2 separate regions of the Homo sapiens genome follow, and region 2 is linked to region 1. A link is a loop called in an ENCODE intact Hi-C map of the cell type or tissue named here. Cell type or tissue: ascending aorta. All regions are shown on one strand. Links, peaks and the distances in the headings refer to the core of each region. The heading gives the core; the rest is flanking DNA.

Region 1 (7,672 bases), core at 1,311-6,310:
CTCCCCAGTAGCTGTGATTACAGGCACCCGCCACCACGCCCAGCTAATAATTTGTATTTTTAGTAGAGACAGGATTTCACCATGTTGGCCAGGCTTGTCTCAAACTCCTGACCTCAGGTGATCCGCCTGCCTCGGCCTCCCAAATTGCTGGGATTACAGGCATGAGCCACCATGCTCAGCCTTAAGCTCTTTGAAGGCAAAGGCTATGTCATGAACCTCTTGTTCCTGTACCTACCACTGTATCCTACACTTAACAGGCTAGCTTAGTAGGTTTCTTTTAATATTGGTGGTGGTGCTGCTGATGTGAGTGATTGAGATCAGTTCAAAGTAGAGAAGAAAGAATTAGAGAGTTTGCTCCCTTACTACCAACAAAAAGGTGTGTCTGTATGGATATTATATTATTAAAATTCATTTCAGGAAACATTACACACTAGGAGTCTATAATTCAGAGTCTAGGCTCTCAAACCAGACTAATTACATTTGAAATCCATTTCTATCATTTATGTATTAGCTGGGTGCCCCTATGCATGTTACTTAATTTCTCTGTGCCTCATTTCCCTCTCTGTAAAATGAGAATAATAATAGTAACAAGCCACTCTTGCAAAGACTGTGTGTGTTAAAACATGTAAAGTGCTTAGAAAGGAGTCCAACACATAGTAAGTGTTCAACTAACATTAACTCTGGCTATGATCTTCAGATAATTTTGCCTCAGCACAGTAGTATATAGTCATAGGATTGGCAGAAACAAATTACAGGGTAACAGACCCTGTTCATGGATTTATTTTAAATAATAACTTCCAAGGGGCATCCTTGGTTCAGTACGAATTTAGTTCAATGCTTCATCTATAAAATGATAATTTTGTCAATAAATATTTATTAAGTAGCCAATAATACTTAACAATTAATTGCGTGTCTCTGTCACAAAAATTTGTCTGTCTTCTAGCACACTTAATAAATATTTATTGACAAAATTATTATTTTATAGATGAAGAAGCATCTTCTTCTCTCAAAGAGCTCAGAGTCGAGGGGTGAACCTAGAGCAGTAAATGCAAGGACAAGGGAAAGCACCAAGTATTATGGAACACAAAGAAGGGCTACACCTCCCGTCCTGAAGAGGTGAAAAGGAGTCTCTTGGAAAGGCCACATCTGTACCAAATTTTGAAGTAGCAGTGAGCCAGTTACAGAAGGGAGAGATGATAGAAACAATAATGATGTTAATAATTATAATACCACGTATTCTCATGTGTCTTTACAACTTACAAAATATTGCAATGAAACTGATTGGTAATTGGTCCAAAATGTGAGCACATGAGCTGCACCAGACCAATCAGGGTTCTTTCCTGCCTGAGCTAATGGGGAATTGTGTGTTTATCTGTCTGGTTATAACAAAGGTGAGAAGACAGAGCTGCCTGCTGCCATGTCCAGAGCTGAGTGGAGAAGCAGCTGTCAGGAGAGAATGAAGTTAGCAAGCAGAGGCAGAAATGAGAAAGATCATGTTTGATATGCTGGATCTAGTTGTCCCTAAAGCCAGCTCCCCTTGCCATTACATGCACTGATGATGACAGTAAATACTAATAATAATATTGCTAATGAGCATGTATTGAGAGCTTAATATGTACTAAAGGCTGTGCCAAGCTCCTCACACTGCCAGTAGCACAAAATTCTTTTATAAAATGTGGGCAAATATAGAGCAGTTGCCAGACAAGGAAGAAATCAGCTACTTTAACTGCCTATTTCTTATCAAATTAAATTAAATCTCTGCTTAGCCAACAGCTAAGAACTGTGTCTCACTTAAGCAGCATCACTGGATAGTCAGTATAGACAATGAAATCTGGTTGTTTGGTGCTATTTTTTAAATCTTCTTGCCTTTATTTGTTCTGTAAGTCCAAAGAGGCTTTGTCTAAAGGCAATTATTTATTTTTTTACCAGGTCAATGACTTTTATTAACATGATATAAAAAATTTTAGTGTGATATACAGAAATCTCAGAAAGTAATTGTAAAACATTTTAATGCACTTCTTAAAATCTTAATTTACAAGACATTTTGTCTTACCACCACTGACCTTTCAATACAAAAACTTTACAATTTTTGTTTGCCAATTATTTAAATATAGCCCACTTTTGATCCCTTGCAGACTTGTATTTGGGGGATAAAAGGAGAGATTGGTTCTATAGGATGCTCCTCAACCTGGCATGCTTCCCAATCCATTGTCAACTTACTGCTCACCAGTGCTCTCTGACATCTCCCAGGCCACCAGCCCCACTCCAGCCCCATGCCAAACTCATCTTAAGATAAATGCCTGTACAGTACTCTGCCGGCAATAGCTCCTCAGGTATGAATTTAACTCTGTTCGTCTGTACAGCTCAAACAAGGTGTTACTCTCTAGTAATGTCTGAAGGATCTTTGAAATAGTCCCCCTGTCCTTTTCTCTTGCCAGGTGCAAATTCTTCCTTCATCAGCAAAGACAATTTGCTCTGGGACACGGCTCCAAATTGCCTGCATGCTCATTTATGCTGTGGGAGAACAGCATAAATGCTCCTTTTTCACTGTTCTACTACTTACTGCTGTTGCCAAAGACACCAGAAGCCAAGTCAGTTTCTACACTACACAAAGAATTAGAAAAATAACAACAATACAAACACACAGTGGTTTGGTCCTTAACCGTATTCTGAGTACATATGATTTTAATACAATGTGAATTCTAAAATGTGGCCTGGACAGATAGTTTTATTCCTCTTTTACAGATAACAGAGAGCGCAAACAACTTGTTCAAGGTCATTGGACTGAAAGTGACAGAGCCAGGACTCTGTCCCACATGCAAAGACTCCACGCATCATGCCTATGATACTCAGAGAAGAAGGCTATCATTATAAAGACCTATACTTGATGCTAGAAATTCAAGACGAGCCTGGGCAACATAGCAAGGCTCTCATCTCCACAAAAAAGAAAAAAAATTAAAAATAGGCATAGTGAAGCACACTGGTGGTAGTCTTAGCTACTCAGGAGACTAAGGTGGGAGGATCCCCGAGCCAAGGAGTTTGAGGCTGCAGTGAGCTATGCAAATACCACTGCACTCCAACCTGTGCAACAGAGAAAGACCCCGTCTCTAAGAAAAAAAAAAAAATCCAAATCCCAAAAAAACCTAACCAATAATAAAAATCATTTCAGTTTACAACCTTGGTGGATTTTTCTTTCCTTCATATTCTTTTTGGGATATATGATGCTTGTCTTTAATACATACATATTATGTTTGAAGAAAAACTATTTAATATTTATCCCATTTGGATAAACAGTCCAAAATGTTTCCAAAAATAACAATTCATTCTTATTAAAAGCTCTGTGTGGAGTGAACAGCGGTGGCACTTATGTAAACCATTCCTCATTTCGTACTTGGAAATGAAAAGATAGAAGCAGCACAAACTGTCAGATAGAAAATGTTTTTCCAAAATAAGCCCTTCTGAAATGGCTTTTGGAGTAAAATGTCTGAGTACCCCCCACACTTCACATTCTCGGCAGATAAGTCACAAAACTCCCAAGGGGGAAAAAAAAATGTTTTCTTCTCAGTTCCTTCCCCGGGAGAGATTTTAAATGTTGATCGCATTCTCATTAGAGAAATAGCGTTCATTTGAGAAGAAGAGTTTTCTCATCCTGTTCAAAACGATTCGTGCACAACACAAGAGACTGGAGCAACACAATCATCAGATAAAACCATTTTGGTGGTGTCCCTAGCGCCCTGAAGGAAGAAACAAGGGAAAGACAAGATGACAGGACCCTCACGCGGCCGATCACAGAGGGCTGTGCCACAGAGCAGTTGTGCCCTCTGCATCCGGCACAGAGACAGCCAAAGAACGCTTGCTTTCTTTTTTAACTGAAAAGTTAAAAGTTTTTTAACTGAAAAGTTAAAAACAACGAAATTATGCCGGTGACAGTTCCGATGCTAGCCTCCAGGGGTCGCTGTTAAATTTCGTAGCTACTTCAACCAGCAAGTCTCCAAAGAGCCAAGTCAAAAACATTTTTCTCCAGCCAGAGCTTTCATAACCCTTTCCAAATACAGACAACATCTAATGACAGAATATTTTAGGATCTTAATGTTCCTTGACAGGTCTATTATTACTTTCTGAAACAACCTTGAATATCATGGCTTTTTGCAGTTTTCTTTAATTTCAAGGAGCAAAAAGTGATTTTTTTAATACCTCACAATTAAGAAAGTAACATAACCTGCATGACTTATGAGGCTTCCATTAATAATACTTATTGCTTCTTCCCCTAAAATCCTCTACTTCCCATTTCTATACGATTTATAAACACACAGAAAAGGAAGGATAAATTTGAACATGGACAGAAAGGAGGCCCAGAAAACAACTCAATAGGATTATACCCTCTTCATATATGCATGTATACACATATATAATCTATATAAACAGAATCATATATTTAATCATAAATAGAATCATATAATTTTGCATGTATGTATAAATAGAATATATATAATTTATATAAATATATAGAATATTTGTGGACATAAAAATAGAATTATATATCATATAGTCAGTATCCTCACATATGTATGTGGTCAGGCTGTTAAAAATCTCACAATTATTAACAGATATTAATATATTATTTTTAAATTAACAGCGAGTATACAAAAGTAGCAAGATAATTTAATCTCAGTATCACTAATTACCAAGGACACTTAAGCAACCAAAAACTGAGCAGTCATTTTAAACATAAGTGTATTTACATTTATTTCTGGTCCATAACAACTTTTTCCCAACTGTATTCCCTTGTCAAAGAAGTTTTGAAATGCTACAAACCATTCCTCACTTTTGGAAAGGTAAAATGCACAGAGAGAAATCTGTTAAACTTTGTTTATTCAACCTAGCATTTCTCAAACTTATTTGAGCACCAAACATATTCTTCATTGACTACCTTTTAATTTCTCATGCAATGTATTATAATAAACTATAAAAACAGCATTATAAATACAGTTTGGAAAATACTGGCCTAGGGTATTCTTGCTAAGAATATTTAAGAATTTGTGAATACTGTATATAAATATTTATTTTGTTCTTGATTCTCAAAGTTTCTTTTGGGAAATTATTTTATTATCCAGAGAATCTATGTCAGTATATATTGTAATCTAAATTTGTCCGTTTCTTCTCCATGTATCATGCTGTAATGCTATAAAAATTCACACTTGTGTACTAAGCTTTATCAATTCCACATAATGGTAATATTTTATATTCCTCCAAAATAAGCTGGAAGTATACTGCAGGTATTTTGTAACACATTTTTTCTATCACTACTGTGACACAGGTGGAAATTAATTGTTCCATTTCACAGATGTAGAAAAAGCATCTTAGAGAGTGAGTCACAAGCAAAGTTGGAAATAAAACTCATTTATTGAGCCTTCAGAATGTAATTTTTCATCCAGGTGGCAATGTTCCTCTACGAATTAAAAGCATGATTCTCTCTGTGTGTGGCCATCTTCTTGGGAAAAAGTAAAATAAAATAAAGAACAAGTGAAAAGCACTCTTGATGGAATCTTCTCCACAATAGAAATGTTTGATCCAGGATCTTTCCCACAGGATTCTGATAAGAAGCTAAGGGAGCACCGCCGAGAGCCGGGGAGAGAGCACGTGGTGATATAATTCTAATGGTGAGCCAAAGAGCATAGTATCATTCATCAGTGTCCAACTATCCACTTCCTTTCAAAGAATTACAACTGGAGTTTGCATAGTCATTTGCCCTAGGCCACAAAATGAAATACACAGCAGCCAAATAAGTTGAAATAATTTCAAATCTCTTAAAATAATTTAATCTTCTGCATTCATTGAGTATACTTTAAAAAGTTAATGATTATTAAATCATAGTTATTGTTGCTGTTCTCACTTTCAAATGGTTTGGAGGCTGTCTTTTCAGGAAAAGCTTCCTAATCACTTTCCCAGTTCCTTACATCCTCCTGCATACACACAAACACACACACACACACAGACACACACACAGACACACACACACAGTTATTTTTCAGTCCCTGCCAGGACATTGTCATTCCTTTCAAAAAAAAAAAAAAAATCAGCCTGGCATGGTGGCTCATGCCTGTAATCCCAGCACTTTGGGAGGCCGAGGTGGGTGGATCACCTGAGGTCAGGAGTTCAAGACCAGCCTGGTCAACATGGTGAAACCCCGTCTCTACTAAAAATACAAAAATTAGCCGGGTGTGGTGGTACACACCTGTAATCCCAGCTATTCGGAAGGCTGAGGCAGGAGAATTGCTCCAACCCAGGAGGCAGAGGTTGCGGTGAGCCAAGATCGCGCCACTGCACTCCAGCCTGGGCGACAGAGCAAGACTTTGTCTCAAAAAAAAAAAAAAAAAAAAAAACGCAAAACTACTGGATTTTTTTTTCTTTCATAACATTTTTACTTTTAACATTTAACCTTGCCTCCTGGCGCATTTTGCTCAGCAGAAATGTTTCTTTGGGCAAAGTCATTTGTGTCTCCTTTTTCAACATAATGACAGCAAAGCATGCTATCCCCAAAGTTTCCATTTCCACATTTAGAACGAATTAGCCCTCGGCTGTAAGATTAGGCTAATACTTGGCCAATTCTGTTACTACTCAAAGAGAATTTAAGGATCCATAGACTAATGTTCAAGCTGGAGTAGTGTTCAGTTCTTCTATCAACGGTGCTCACCTGCCTTTACGATGCCTCTTAGGAACTGAAGTCTAGTCCCAGAATCTGAGCACAGGGCTGGGCTCTTCCACTCTTGCCTGCTCAGCCCTCCCAGTTGCCACTCCCTGTCTTCAAGCTTTCCGGCATATTTCCATCATCTGTCACCCACTGCTGTGTCCCTGTGCTTTGCCAGATCATCCAGATCATTTCACTTTGCCAGCTTCCAGGCATGCTCCTCAGAGACCCAGCCGCCCTGAATGCCATATCTGCTTTCCAGATCTTTCCTTGGCCACCTTTACAGTCCATCAAAGTACTACTAATTCCAAGCACTTGAGTATCAGCATCCAAAAATGTTCACCTGTTCCAGAAACACTGAGAATCTGGAAGAACAAGAGACTGGAAGTTTCACTAGCAGGACAGTAGACACCCCCAGCACCACGTATAGAAAAGATGATGCACACATACAGAAAGAAAGACTGAGTCCCTGTCACCTCAGACAGACACCTCCCACACCAACCTCTCCTCCCTCCCTGTGAAACTCACCTCCCAGTCACCAAGGAGAGAAGCCAAATCGTCAGATTGAAGTTTGGTTGTCCATAGTGCAAACTTTAGATCCAGATTGTCTTGGTTCCATCCCATGTCCATGACTTACTAACTATATAATCTTTGCAAAGTTACTTGGCTTTTCTAAACCTCAGTGTTCACATTGTTAAAATGACAGGAATAATAATTTACCCAATTAGGTTTCTCTAAGTCCTAATGAGGCAATCCACATAAGACAATGAGCAAGTACTGAGGCTGCAGTTGACATTAGATAAATGGTAACTAGCTAGTAGTATTAAGCCCTTTTTCATTACACCCAAACAGAGAAATAAGAAATAAACAAAAAACTGGTGCCTGAGAATTTCAAAAAAGACTGTGCCCAACTGTTGTATTTTTTCCCTTTCCCTTTTATGCCTCACTGTGATCATGCTTGCTAGTGACAGCTCGCCCATGACA
Region 2 (7,672 bases), core at 1,098-6,097, 96 kb after region 1:
CATCTGCCTCTAAGATAAATGCTGCTACTCCCTACATATGGATAATGTGCAACAACAATTTAATCTTTTAAAGCAAATGTTCTTTCTGTTAAATATATATATTTAGTAAGTACAAAAGCAATCCATGCAGAGAAGGATCCTAAGTACACTACCAATTTAAAACATTAACTAACAGTTTAGGATTTATCATATAAATATTATTAAAGAATGGTATCAATAATAACATTACTATGCAAGAATTAATGGCTTTCTAGAATACCAACAATAAGCAGTAGAAAATAAAATGGTAAATATTCCACTAAAAATAGCCATCAAAGGCTAGATGCGGTGGCTCACACCTGTAATCCTAGCATTTTGGGAGGCCAAAGCGGGTCGATCACTCGAGGTCAGGAGTTCAAGACCAGCCTGACCAATATGGTGAAACCCCATCTCTACTAAAAATACAAAAATTAGCCAGGCATAGTGGCACACACCTGTAATCCCAGCTACTCAGGAGGCTGAGGCAGGAGAATCGCTTGAACCCAGGTGGTGGAGGTTGTAGTGAGCCAAGATCGTGCGCCACTGCACTCCAGCCTGGGCAACAGAGCGAGACTCTGTCTCAGAATAAATAAATAAGTAAATAATCATCAAAGAACATACCTAAGAATAGTCTTAAACAATGCAGAGGAACAATATTAACATGCTCAAAACTCTACTGAGGGCACAATTATTTAAACCTGAATAATAGAGAGGCAAGACATAATACTTGAATGGGAAGTCTCAATAGTGAACCAATATCAATTCTGATATTACGCAAAACAAAACTTTAAAAGCATTTGACATTAGAGAGAGGAAATCCAGCAGACTATTTTCAGATTAACCAGAAAATACTAACATGATGGAATTGCTAGAAAAAAAATTTAAGGAGAAGGATAATGGGAGGAAATACACACTGAGGGCATGATAAAATTACATTCCAGATACTTGTACATCAATATTCATGGCAGCATTATTCACAGGAGCCAAAAGGTGGAAACAATTCAAATACTCACTGACAGATGAATGGATAAACAAAATGTGATATATACATACAACAGAATCTTATCCAGCAATCAGAAAGAATGAGGCTGGGTGCAGTGGCTCACACCTGCAATCCCAGCACTTTGGGAGGCCAAGGTGGAAAGTAGCTTGAGCCCAGGAGCTCGAGACCAGCCTGGGCAATATAGTGAGATCCTGTCTCTACAAATAATAATAATAATAATAAAGAAATGAAATTTTGATACATGCTATCAACCCTTGAAACCTTGAAACTATTATGCTAAGTGAAATAAGGCAAACATAGAAAGACAAATATTTTATTATTCTATTTATATTAAGTATCAAGAATAGGCAAATTCATACAGACTGAAAGTAGAATAGAAATTACCAGGGGCAGTTGGGAAGGAGAATGAGGAGTTATTATTTAATGGGCATAGAGCTTCTGTTTGGGATGATGAAAAAGTTCTGGAAATGGATAGTAGTAACGGATGTACAACATTGTAAATGTACTTAATGCGTGCAATTTGTATAGCTGAAATTTGCTGACAGATCTTAAATGTTCTCACCACAAAACAAAACCAAAAAAAAAAAAAAGGTAAGTAGGTGAGGTGATAGATATGTTGACTAACTTGATTGTGGTAGTCATTTCATAATATATATGTATATCAAATCATGGATCGTACACCTTAAACTTCTACAATTTTGTTTGCCAATTATTTCTCAATAAAGCTGTGGAGGAATAAAAATAGGGATCTGCCAACGACATAAGATTATTGTGAGGACTAAAATTAAACAAGGTGTGTTCCACGGCTATCACAGTCAATTCTTCATCAACATTTTCTTGTACCTTCTCGTCTTTCCTGAGTTCTAGCTGGAGCACTGCAACCTATCAGATATGTAACTAAACTCCTCAAGATGTAGTTTTCCACCTGTAAAATAAGGGATTAGATGATCTTTATTGCTATGTTCGCCTCTAACATTCTCCAAATCAATACAAACACCCCGAAAATTGTCCCTGGGGAAGGGGTCAGAGTACATTCTGATTGCTAGACGTGAATTTGGCACTTAGAATAAGCCCAAGTTGTGGAAGTGATACAGAAAATGTTAATAAGGAACAACAGGAGAATCTGGCTGGGGGCAGTGGCTCACACCTGTAATCCCAGCACTTTGGGAGGCCGAGGCAGGCAGATCACTTGATGCCAGGAGTTCCAGACAAGCCTGGCCAAAATGGTGAAACCCCATCTCTACTGAAAATACAAAAACAAATTAGCCAGGTGTGGTGGCATGCACCAGTAATCTCAGCTACTTGGGAGGTTGAGGCAGGAGAATCTAGAACCCAGGAGGCGGAGGTTGCAGTGAGCCCAGATCGTGCCACTCTACTCCAGCTTGGACGACACAGTGAGACTCTATCAAAAAAAAAAAAGGAATAATAGGAGACTTCAAACATTCCATTTTGGGAGTAGAAAGAGGAGTTCATTGTCAGAATATATGCATCTTACACAAAGGATCATCATTAAAATCAAATTACTCATGAACAATGAGTAGGACTTTGTAATATTTCAATTGCATCAAAACTGTCCTTGAACAAAAAAACGTACTTCCTCCTCCTCCTCCATTCAGGTAAGAGTATAGCCTGTGTCATCCCATGCACTGTGGCATTTGTTCACTGAACTATTGTCCTTCTCAAGAGATGGTTTTTCACCCTAACAAAAATAACTATGAATCATTGATTCTGGGAATATTTTCTCCCTTGCTTTTTTCACAGAACGAATGACAAATTTCCATATATTTACTTCTTAAATAAGCAAAAGTTACCATGAACCTGAAATGGTCTATACTGCAAATGCAAACTGTTGCTTTTTAAATGTCAGTTGGGGGTAACTATGAGTTTCTAATTAGGATCATAATTCTCCTAAGGAAAGGATAATCTCCATGAGTAACAGGGGGAAAAACTTAATCATTCAAGGAAAAACAAATTAATGGGATTTTTGTTTGTTTGTTTGAGACAAGGGTCTCACTCTGTCACCCAGGCTGCAGTGCAGTGGCCCGATCTCAGCTCACTGCAGCCTCGACCTCCTGGGCTCAAAGGATTCTCCTGCCTCAGCCTCTCAAGTAGTTGGGACCTCAGGTGTGCACCACCACACCCAGATAATTTTCAAAAAAAAATTGTATGTTGGCCAGGCATGGTGGCTCACACCTGTAATCCCAGCACTTTGGGAGGCCAAGGCAGGTGGATCACATGTGGTTAGGAGTTCGAGACCAGCCTGGCCAACATGGTGAAACCCTGTCTCTACTAAAAATACAAAAATTAGCTGGCCATGGTGGTGCACATCCATAATCCAAGCTGTTCTGGAGGCTGAGGCAGGAGAATCGCTTGAACCCGCTAGGAGGAAGTTGCAGTGAGCCAAGATGGCACCATTGCACTCCAGCCTGGGCGACAGGGCAAGACTCTGTCTCAAAAAAAAAAAAAAAGGATCACCTGAGGTCAGGAGTTCGAGACCAGCCTGGCCAGCGTGGTGAAACTTCATCTCTACTAAAAGTACAAAAATTAGCAGGGCGTGGTGGCCCACACCTGTAGTCCCAGCTGCTTGGGAGGCTGAGGTAGAGAATCACTTGAACCCAAGAGGCAGAGGCTGCAGCAAGCTGAGATCACACCACTGCATCCCAGCCTAGGTGACACAACAAGATTCCATTTCAGAAAAAAAAATAAATAAAATGAAATAAAATTTTACTAATAATCTTTACAAAATCTAAACTTTGGCTTTACAGTTCCTGGACAATTTTTCAAAAAAAGCCATCACAGCTTTTAGAAAGACAAACAATAGTTTGATGACTTAATGAATTACAGCCTCAACAAAAGCTAAGTAGAAAATTCGGTTACAAGATCTATAATACAGAGAGACCACCTCTGCTGGGCCAACCTAAACGGCTCCGTCAGTCATCCGAGTTCTCTCTGCGGTAACGTTTCCCGGCCTGGAAGCACCACGGCGAGCGGGTTCTGGCACTTACGGTGCAGCACCGTCACCTAGTGGCGTTTTGAAGGACTCACGCATCCAAAACCTCAGTCCTTGGCCTTTCTGGTTTGCCGATCTTTTTAAATTATCAGGACCAAGATGTGATCCTGAAAATACTTCTACCTTATTACAAGGACGGCTGTGATCCGCAGATTGCAATCCATGTAGCAAAGAATCATCATCTATGAAAAAGCCAACCGGGACCAGAAACAGTTTATTCTGTTGAGCAGAAACCTCAATCTTCACATCTTTCACTTAAATATCTCAATTATTTAAACTGCATTGCTTTATTTCCAGCTGCTTCCTATGTATAAAAGATGGCAAAACTGGAATTTAAAGCAGCAGTCTGAAGTGCAACATTTTACAGAAACCTTCATGAGACAGAAAAGAGAACACAAAAATGAAATGGGAAAATACAGCATTTATTTGACCATTATGTATATACTAAATTTGACATCTTGCACCAAAGAGGCACTTGATTATCTCTGAATATAGTTAGAAAAAAGAGACTATGAGATACTTTTCTCCAGGTTTCCTTAGTGGTACGTGAACTTGAACTTTCTAAAAGTTCCTGTTCTTGTCTTGTGTTTGCCTGGACTCATGTACTTTAGATATAAGCTAAAATGACTTTTTTTTTCCGAAGACAGAGTCTCGCTCTGTCACCCAGGCTGGAGTTCAGTGGCACAATCTCAGCTCATGGCAACCTCTGCTTCTTGGATTCAAACGATTCTCCTGCCTCAGCCTCCCAAGTAGCTGGGATTACAGGCGCATGCCACCCCAACCAGCTACTTTGTGTATTGTTAGTAGGGACGGGGGTCTCGCTAGGTTGCTGAGGCTTGTCTCGAACTCCCAGCCTCAAGTGATCCACCCTCCTCAGCCTCCCAAAGTGCTGGGATTACAGGCATGAGCCACTGCACCCGGCCCAAAATGACATTTTTAAAAAGAATCTCCTCACCCTTGAGGACCAATGGCTGAAGAATGAAGCCTGAAGGAGTCTTTGTTGGTTGGTGGATCCCAAGTTAATGGCCAAACTTTGCTCTTCACAATCTATCTCCCAAGTAGTTCATGCATTCTATTCTGCATAAGAGAAGTCTGCAAGTTCTCTACACGGTGATTTTCCACAGAGAAAGACCAGAAAGTAATTTGTAACAACCTTTTATTTGATTAGCATAAGAGTGAATTTGGTAATTTCAAGCAGGAAAAAAAATAGAACTGCTTGAGTCAGTGCCTTAAGAAGAACTCATTCATAAGAAAGAAATCCAACAAGTCGTGTCTGGGTTTAAAAAAACAAAAACCATGAGAGCAAACAACCCTGCTGCAGTCTGAGTCTCTCCCACTTTCTATGTGTAGATGACTCTTCCAGACACTTGCCAGCAGTTACTGGATGATGCCTCATGTTGAAAGTGACCTTGGGCTTTCATAAACCAGGAGATTATAAAAATGGATCTTCGTTCTACAAGAGAAGTTCTGAAAAACTCCTTGCACATCTCAGGCTATTCTTCATTTCTGCACTTCATGAAGGAACAGAGTGTTCCCTGGGAACTCTGGGTAGCCTTGTGGAGAATGAGCTTCCCTGGGCTGCTTGTCCTTATGCTACAGGTCAGAAATACAAAGCATTGCCTGAATTGCCGATGTCACTTGATGGTCAGTCAGTAAAAAAAAAAAGGGTGAGGCCGGGCACCATGGCTCACGCCTGTAATCCCAGCACTCTGGGAGGCCAAGGCAAGCGATCTCAAGAACACCTGAGGTCGGGAGTTCGAGACCAGCCTGGCCAACATGGTGAAACCCTGTCTCTACTAAAAACACAAAAATTAGCCAGGCATGACGGTGCATGCTTGTAATCCCAGCTACTCGGGAGGCTGAGGCAGGAAAATCGCTTCAACCAGGGAGGCGGAGTCTGCAGTGAGCGCAGATCGTGACACTGTTCTCCAGCCTAGGCAACAGAGTGAGACACCATGTCAAAAAAAAGTGAAAAAAATCTTAAATAACTTGTCAGTGCAGAGGTTTCTAATATACATGTGAATGACCAATTCTAGAAACAATTTCTATAATAGTACAGGTGCTAAAGAGAACTAAAGCTGACTCAGGAAATGGCTACACAAAACCTAAGAGCCAAAAAAGGAAGGTTTTTTTGTTATCATTGATCGCGCTCTTCTATTTTTCTTATTCACAAAATTAATAGATGCTTCCTTGGTAGCTTCAAAGTGAGACATTTGCTGCCACTGTTTCCTTTAGGAGAAAAGAGGAAGGAATTTAGTATCACAAAGGAATTTAGAAAATAGTAGCCTCATTCTGGAAATTGCCCGAACCCAGTTTATGAAAAAAGAACCACCATAAAGGCAGGGAACTCCATTTGATTGAAGAAATCACTAATATCAGAATAAAAATTAGAAATCAGCAGCTATGTCATTACTTCTCAAGTGTGCCCAAATATTGTCATTTTAGGGACTAATTATTCTTTTCTCATTATTCTCTTTCTCATTATCATTCTTTTTTCACTAATGATACTTTGTAAAAATACACATTTTGCTTTCAGGTGAGACTCAATATCACTACTTTCATTCTGAATTTTTGAAATGATCTAGAAGCATTTTTATTTTCCCTTAATTTTCCCCAGTGTCATAAGGAATGTCAGATTTCCTTTTGTTGGGCAGCCTTGCCAAAAAGAGACTCTTGAAAGACACGAAGAGAGAGCTGGGAAGGGAAGACACCACGCACATGGCCTAAAGCACATTCCACCTTTTTATTCAAATGCTGCGGCCCTTACACTTTCGCTGTTGTGTCTTGCCATCTGTGTCCTTATTATCATTGGGAACGAAAAGCAAACTCAGGGTCAAGCAGCTGAATCTTTAGGTGTTAGAACAGTCTGGGTCACGCTTTAACCTTTGTCTGATAAAAAAAAGAAAAAGAAAAAATTATATAAAAATAAAAATAGAACAGTCCGGGGTCTCCTTTTATATAGCAAACCAATGATCCTGGTTGCCAAGGATAACTTTTCACCACAAATATGTAAAGTAGGCAGACTTTGACAAAAGATTAGCAATACTGAATGGAATCTTACAATGAGGCTGCCTGTTTCATATTGTTTTTCTTACACCTGAGTGTTGTTTTGAAATGGTATTACACTTATAAATGGCATCACAACCCCAGCTTGTTCAAAAATAATTCCAGGAACTTAATAAAATCAAATTCTGCAGCCTAACCTGCAAAACTAGAATTACTACAGTTAGCCCTAGAATTTTTAGAATTTGTACACAGTTCCAAGTGAAGTCGAAACCGGGACTGAATTTACCACACTGACTGCCTGAAAAGCTAAAATTCCCTACATTCTGCTAACTTGAGCTTCATTTCCTGCTGCCTGGTGATGGCCTAAGAGTTCATTCTACACAAAATGAAAAGGAAGAGGGGAGAGAAAATAATTGCAATGCTAATTCTCTTTGTATACATTATATGGACTTTATTTCTTGGACAATGAGAAATGAATCCTTAAAATTGTCAAAACAAAAGAGTAACAAGCTACAACTAGTAGCTTATTAGAAAATTGTCAAAACAAAAGACTAAGAAGCTACAGCTCATCCAGAGCATGCTACCGCTCTGAGAACGTCTACGTGAAAAAAAAATGGGCATAAGAAAAATGTTAG

What was found. Peaks named below come from ENCODE experiments on the same cell type or tissue, not always from the same donor. Only the 100,000 strongest peaks of a DNase experiment are listed, where the experiment ranks them.
Region 2: it touches region 1 in a loop (8-fold over the local background); 62 of 110 quality-filtered maps call a loop at or near these places.

What each region holds. Positions count from the first base shown.
Region 1 is chr18:958,029-965,700 of GRCh38, reverse strand. The region is part of intron 1 of LOC107985165 (a long non-coding RNA gene); the gene reads right to left. Among named protein-coding and RNA genes, the nearest start is that of LINC01904, 34 kb to the right of the region's middle. In ascending aorta, for the core only: a CTCF peak has its summit at 3,925 (motif pointing right); a DNase peak (open chromatin) is centred at 3,916; H3K4me3 peaks cover 944 bases; H3K27ac peaks cover 428 bases.
Region 2 is chr18:861,343-869,014 of GRCh38, reverse strand. No RefSeq gene overlaps it. Among named protein-coding and RNA genes, the nearest start is that of ADCYAP1, 40 kb to the left of the region's middle. In ascending aorta, for the core only: a CTCF peak has its summit at 4,040 (motif pointing left); a DNase peak (open chromatin) is centred at 4,024.